Regions from separate parts of the Homo sapiens genome. Here region 1 is linked to region 2. The links are chromatin contacts, found by Hi-C in ENCODE. All regions are on one chromosome and are shown on one strand. The core of a region is the stretch at or near the end of the contact, and the rest is flanking DNA. Distances in the headings are between cores, read along the strand shown.

Region 1 (3,594 bases), core at 787-3,286, 720 kb before region 2:
AACTCCTGACCTCAGGTGATCCATCTGCCTTGGCCTCCCAAAGTGCTGGGATTACAGGTGTGAACCACTGTGCCAGGCCTCGGAGAAGGGTTATTATTTAAACTAGAAACTAAATGTCTCCCAAAGTTAGCTCGGTTCGAGCCAGGAATGATTAAGGGCAGTCTGAAGATTAAATGGAAGATGAGGGTTGGTTAGATCAGATCTCTTTCACTGTCATTATTTTCTCACTGTTACAATTTTTGCAAAGGTGGTTTCAGCAATAAAAATATTTCACAAATTTTACAAAAGCAAAGGACCATGAGGACATTGTTGGGGACCCTCCCTGAACCAAGGAAGAGACTGTGACTCTTCCTTGGTTCAGGGAAGGTCCTGAACCAAATCGAGGGTCGGTAAAGCTTAAGCTCCATTATTTCCAAATTTGTGTCACCTCTGGTGACAGCACAAGGAAGAAACACAAAACAAGAACGCAGCATAGGGAGTTGGGGCTGGGCATTGCAATTCTCAATAGGATGTTGAGTGGATGGCATCAGAGCAGACACCTGAAGGTGCCATGCAGATACCGATGGGGAAGGGAATGGGAGTGGGGGTGCCACTGCATTCGATTCTAGACTTGGATAACAGTGAGTGCAAAATCCCAGAGGTGGAGCGTGCCTCAGTGGGAAAAGCAAGGAGGGCGGCGTGACAAAGGGACCCAGAGAGTCCTGGTCACACAGCAAATCAGTGGCGGAGTAGGGACTGGAACTCGGATTTCCACTAGGTGTTGTGTATGGGCAGATGGCTAAACTAAGGCCTCTCCTTGACTCATACACCGGTTTTTATTGGTTTGCTTTATAACCCCATCTCTACCTTGAGGGTTTCCCCTGGCCTCGAACCCGGTGTACTCAAGAGCTGCCCATGTCCCAGGCTTCGCGACACAGCTGGCCTCATCTTTGCCTGCTCCAACTTTAATGTCCAAAGTTGGGTGGCTCCTGTTCTCCATTCCCTCTTACTGCATGGGACCAAATCTCAATTTTTTTTTTTCTTTTTTTTTTTAGACGGAGTCTTGCTCTGTCGCCCAGGCTGGAGTGCAGTGGCGCGATCTCGGCTCACTACAGCCTCTGCCTCTCAGGTTCCACCGATTCTCCTGCTTCAGCCTCCTGAGTAGCTGGGATTACAGGCGGACGCTACCACTCCCGGCTAATTTTTGTATTTTTAATAGAGACGGGGTTTCGCCATTTCGGCCAGGCTGGTCTCGAACTCCTGATCTCAGATCATCCACCCGCCTCGGCCTCCCAAAGTGTAGGGATTACAGGCGTGAGCCATCGCGCCCGGCCAAATCTCAATTTTTATCCCCAGTAAGTTTAGTCTTGTGAAGTCCGAACGTTTGAATAATTTACTCGCTGCAGGCAAACCGCCTACAACTAAATCCATCAGGCCCCCGTATCCGAATCTTCCTTCACGCGAGAAGCCGGCCATCTTTTGTGTAGCATTCTTTCTGGTTCCTCTAACTTTGCCTCTCCTTTACGCCAAATACGTGTCCTTATATCTGAATCTACACCACTATTATAGATTCACCTTCTTTGAGAAGTCCCTATTTGAAGAGAGGAAAATTCAGGCTACTTGTAACCCTCTTATTCTTTTTAGACGGAGTTTTCCCTCTTGTTGCCCAGGCTAGAGTGCAATGGCGCGATCTCGGCTCACCGCAACCTCCGCCTCCCGGGTTCAAGCGACTCTCCTGCCTCAGCCTCCCGAGTAGCTGGAATTACAGGCATGCGCCACCACTCCCGGCTAATTTTGTATTTTTAGTAGAGACGGGGTTTCTCCATATTGGTCAGGCTGGTCTCAAACCCCCGGCCTCAGCCTCAGGTGATCCGCCCGCCTCGGCCTCCCAAACTGGTGGGGTTACAGGTGTGAGCCACGGAACGCGGCTCCTCTTCCTTCTGGATATGGCTGTCTCAGATGGCCAGAGGCCTCGGAAAGGCTTCCGGTTTCCCGGCAGGCCCGAGTGGGGCTGAACTTCCGGCCTCAGGACGCAGGCGCGGGCCGCTCATTTCGCTCTTTCCGGCGGTGCTCGCAAGCGAGGCAGCCATGTCTTATCCCGCTGATGATTATGAGTCTGAGGTAAGGTGGCCGTAAGGGCGCGGTGGGCTCCACGACGGGGTGATCTCTGGGACCACTGGATGTGGGTCCCGGCGCGAGGCAGCTTCCGGGTCGCGGCCAGCTCCGGCCGACCTCCCGCCCGGCCCTCAGGCTGCTCCCACAGTTCCCGGTCCCTAGACAACCCTGGCTCTGCCCGCCCACTTCGCGTGTTCGATTGGCTTGTCCTTCCCCTTTCTAAGACCGGAGACTAAGGCCTGTTAGACGTTTCTGTGTTTCTGCACCTGAGTTTTTTTGGTCTAGGCTCCGTCTGGTCAAATCTCGCTGATTCCCACAGCCTCTTGTCCTTTGCTCCACCTCATTGCACCCGTAATGTTGTATTGTCATTGTCTGTTTACTGTCCCTTTTCTCTAAGGCGTGTGAGTTCCTCAAAGGCAGGCACAGTGTCTTATTCGCCTCTGTATCCTTAGCTCTCTGCTTGGCATCTAGACTCTAGGATGAGCGTTTTGAATTCACGACTTGGCGGCTGTCCTTGACTGTGTCTCTTTCCTTCTAGGCGGCTTATGACCCCTACGCTTATCCCAGCGACTATGATATGCACACAGGTGAGACCACGGGTTAGGCTGGCTGAGTACTCGTAGGGATCAGTTCCTTTGGAATGTCTTAGAACCAGCTCTGACAGGCATCAAAAATTGCTCTTTGATGGTCCAGGTTTGGAGTCAGTCATTAGCTGCCAGTGCGAGGGGTTTTATAAAGCCTAATAAACCAGGCTTTTTATCATAGTCCACCTCAGTCTTGGAAGAGAAGGATTACTTACCTGGCTATGGTTTTCTTGTGTAAACTATTAGCCAAATAAGAAAAGCTTTTTTGTTTTTGTTTTTGTTTTTGTTTTTGAGATGGAGTTTCCCTCTGTCCCCCAGGCTGGAGTGCAGTGGTGCGATCTCGGCTCACTGCAACCTCCGCGTCCCTCGTTCAAGCAGTAGTTCTCTTGTCTCAGCCTCCTGAGTAGCTGGGATTACAGGCGCCCACCACCATTCCCAGCTAATTTTTAAATTTTTTTAATAGAGACGAGGTTTCGCCGTGTTGTCCAGGCTGGTCTTGAACTCCTGACCTCAGGTGATCCACCCGCCCCAACCTCCCAAAGTGCTGGGATTACAGGCGTGAGCCACCGCGCCTGCCCCAAGGAAGAAAATCTTGATGTGAAAAATTTAAGTAATTCAAACCAAGCCCGAATGAAATCTTTTTAGGAGGTGTCTGAGGTTTCCTGAAACGTTATAGTGACTTGACTTAGTAGTCAGTGTTATCCATTGTTCTAAGTACTTTGTATGAAATATTTTGTTTAATCCTTACAGCAGTTCTGTATGTTAATGTCTCCTAAAGAATAGAAAATATAGCAGAGAGGTTTATTAGTAGTAACTTGGCACAGTCATATATTTAAAAGGTGACAGTTATTCATTCAAGAAATATTAAGTACCTGTTACCACTTACTTTCCAACAGTCTTGCCTCTCTCCCCTCCA
Region 2 (3,356 bases), core at 24-2,523:
GGTCCGGGTGTGGAGGCTCATGCCTGTAATCCCAGCACTTTGGGAGGCCGAGACAGGCAGATCACGAGGTCAGGAGTTCGAGACCAGCCTGGCCAATCCCCGTCTCTACTAAAAATACAAAAAAATTAGCCGGGCGTGGTGGTGGGCGCCCGTAATCCCACCTACTTGGGAGGCTGAGGCAGGAGAATCGCTTGAACCTGGGAGGCGGAGGTTGCACTGAGCCGAGATCATGCCACTGCACTCCAGCCTGGGCGACAGTGCGAGACTCAGTCTCAAAAAAAAAAAAAAAAATTGGTGGATCATAATATTATATTAAGGCTGATAAGCAGTTAAAGTTTTTAACATTGTAGACTCAAAAAGAAATCTCAGGAATCCACAAGGCGTGATTGTGTTTATTTATTACAATAAAATGCGGTCCAAATCATCATTTTTCTTGGTCGATTCCATTTCCTCATTTGATACCAAAGTCAGGGGTTGGACCCTAGAACAAAGGGAACGAACCATTAATACTAAGGCAGGAGCAGGGTCCTACCACCCAGCACCTCAAACGGCAAAGGATGGAAGGCAACCGAGACCGTTCGGATGGGATCTTCGGGGACACTGTCCTTCAGATGGCTAGCTATGAGTACCCCAATTCCACATTTACTGTCCCCATCGAAGAGAAAAACAGCATTCATTTCTTCTCCCCGTGATGAAATGAAAAGATTGTCCCCCATCTCTCAAGGAGCCGTTGATAGACTGAACCGTTGGATTGAAAGTAGGGCTCCCCAATCCCCCGGTTTAAGACGACCCAGCTGTCCCCTCTGGTGGGGGCAGCAGCGCGGTCGGGTCGCCCTCGACGCCTCCCTCAGCAGGAGGCCTGGGCAGACCCCCTGCGGCCGCCGGACATTTTCCTGACACCGGATTCCCTGGTCAGGAGGATGAGGCGGGCTCTCCTAGACTCAGGTCCGATTCGATTGAAAATGAGGTTGGAAATCCCTCAAGATCACTAAAATTCCTCCCCAAAGGTCGGAGCGGAACGCTCAAAGTCACTAGCCCAGGGACCCCAAAAAAGGAGCGAGAAAGGGAAGCGCGCCTTCTCAAAACGAGCGTCCCCTCAGAGTCTTCGCACGCTGTTCGTTTTTGCCACTTACCCCCCTCGTACCCACAGTCTCCCCGAGATTTTCAAGGTGAAGCCCCTCTGCCCCGCCCGACCTCCTCAGCTGACAGGATTCTAACTCGGGCCTAGAACACGGAGCCTGGAGACCCGCGCGCCGTTGACCACAGGGTTTGGCGCCAAACGAGGAGGGCGGGGCGAGGACCAAGGGGCCGGGGCGGGGCGCAGGGTGAGGGTGGAAGGGCGGGGAGGGAGCAGGCCTACAGAGGGCGACGAGGGGCGGGGAGCAATGGGGGCGGGGCGAAGACCGAAGGGCGGGGAACGAGCGGGCTCACAGGTGGGGGGACCAGAGGGCGTGGCCTGGAGGGGGCTCAGGGCGAGGGGGCGGGGCGAGGGCTGAGGCGCGGAAAACGAAGAGGAGCCCCAGCGGGTGGCGAGCTGGGATGACGGAGGGAGGGAGGGAGGGGCGCTGTGGAAGGAGCGCGCTGAGGAGCGGGGCCTTGAAGGGAGACCGTTGAGCTGGGGCGTCCCTCGAGCTGAGCACCTCGCTAAAGTCCGGGAGAAGACCCTGAGGCGGGGTTCTGAGGAGGTAGCCTTGAGTCGGGGGAGGGGCGATGAGCAGAGGTGGCTGACTTTGGCGATAGGTCTTGGTCGCGAGGGTTGCAGATGGAGCCTTGGCTTAGAAGGTCGAATCCGGGCCCGTTTCCCCCCGCCCCCGCTGCCCATGGCTTCTCTTTTCACCTCCAGGTTTTCATGCTGGCTTCAGAGTTTGGCCGTGCTCCCTCAGCGTTCCTAATTTCCCACTTTCTGACTCTCACCATTTGCCACTCTTGTCTGTGATTGAGACACCCGAGGCCCATTCAGGATGGAGAGTAATTTTTTCTCTGTCTTAACTTGAAGTTTTAAATAGACCACAGACGCCAAGTATATTTTGGTTCAGCTTTTAAATAGAAGTCGCAGGCCAGCCTTCGTGCCAGCAGCGCCATCGCTGGCAGCATCCTCCTCCTCCCCTCACGCGGAGACTGACTTGGGGAGAGTCAGGAAACATTTGAGAGAGCAGCTGCCGAGGTGGAGGCTGTGATGTATCTTGGATGAATCTCTGTGCAAACAGTTCTTTGGGTTCAAGACCTAGTACAGGGCGATCCTTTTTGTTTTTTCTGTCTGAATCATTTTGGTGGAATAAATAGCAAAACATTCCCACAATAGCAGTTGGCATTTTGTGTAGGACGCACCCCCCCAACAGGTGGATTGTTTTAAGAGCCAACAAATAACTGCCATTGTGCTTCCAAATCTGTTATTTTCCCCCAAACACAGTCGTCCTTGTTATATGGAGATGAATGCCCATTTGGGGGAGGAACTGGATAGTGGTGAAAGGCTTTCGCTCTGAGGCCTCACCTAAATAATTATGGGAACTTTTGAGCAACTCGTTAGGTGAAGACATCAACAGTCTACAGAAGAGCTGCAAAGAGCACAGCAAGATGATTTAGGGAAATATAACATATGTAGTTTGGTGTAGTGACAGCTGGGAGAGAGAAATGTTCATAATATTTGAAGGTTGTGTGCAGTACACTTAAAAAAACTAAAATGAGCTGGGTAATGACAAATTCATGAAGGGAGGAGAAAAATCTTATCTGGGTATCATATCGATGGTTAGAGACAACTTTTAAGATATTTAAAACAACAACAAACTCTAGGACAGTTAAAAAGTGCACATGAAGACTTTCCACTAAAATCGGAACCAAAAAAATTGTCTTTCGTATCATACAAAAACTCTGAATATCATGAAGGTGGCATTTCACATCAGTGGAGAAATGATGAATTCAGTGAATAGTGTTAGAACAACTAGGTAACCATCTGGAAGAAAAATAAAATTGGAACCACACTTTACACATTATACCAAAATAAATTCCAGACAGATCAAAAAATTAAATCTGAACAATAAAATAATAAAAGTACTAGAAGAAAATATGGGATATTTAAAATTACTTTGTAATAAGAAACATCTTTTTAAGTATGCTACAAAACTCAGAAGCCATGAAAGATTGTTAAGTATGCTTATATTTAAAAAAATATATCCTGCATGGCAAAATGGTACTTTCCTATCCACAATATAGAACATGGCAAACCAGAGCTTTTGTGTCAATTATTAACTGGATAATATAGCTTGCCTAATTTTTCAAATCCTTCAGGAAGTCCACAATTTCTCTACACAATTTTAAAATTTTGTGTCTTTTTATGATATTTTTAGAAATAAAAAAAT

The links. A loop is a pair of places that touch in the nucleus more often than their neighbours do. Pooled maps may share reads with other maps.
Region 1: a pooled map shows a loop between it and region 2 (6-fold over the local background). The contact joins the promoter of EIF3L here to the promoter of DMC1 in region 2. A Hi-C loop is called at or near these places in 1 of 37 single-sample maps with no recorded cell type and 7 of 50 pooled maps.

The regions. Positions count from the first base shown.
Region 1 is chr22:37,847,383-37,850,976 of GRCh38, forward strand. EIF3L (eukaryotic translation initiation factor 3 subunit L) reads left to right here and starts at 2,037. Exons shown (of 13, transcript NM_016091.4): 1 at 2,037-2,100; 2 at 2,633-2,681. The coding sequence starts at 2,068. It overlaps MIR659 (microRNA 659), which reads right to left and starts at 392; the gene lies at 296-392. It also overlaps a transcript of ANKRD54 not described here. RefSeq lists enhancers at 1,156-1,678, 1,679-2,201, 2,202-2,723.
Region 2 is chr22:38,568,910-38,572,265 of GRCh38, forward strand. DMC1 (DNA meiotic recombinase 1) reads right to left here and starts at 1,274. Exons shown (of 14, transcript NM_007068.4): 1 at 1,134-1,274. It overlaps LOC105373031 (a long non-coding RNA gene), which reads left to right and starts at 1,591. Exons shown (of 2, transcript NR_134627.1): 1 at 1,591-1,685; 2 at 1,844-2,449. RefSeq lists a silencer at 1,270-1,559 and enhancers at 1,863-2,373, 1,960-2,009.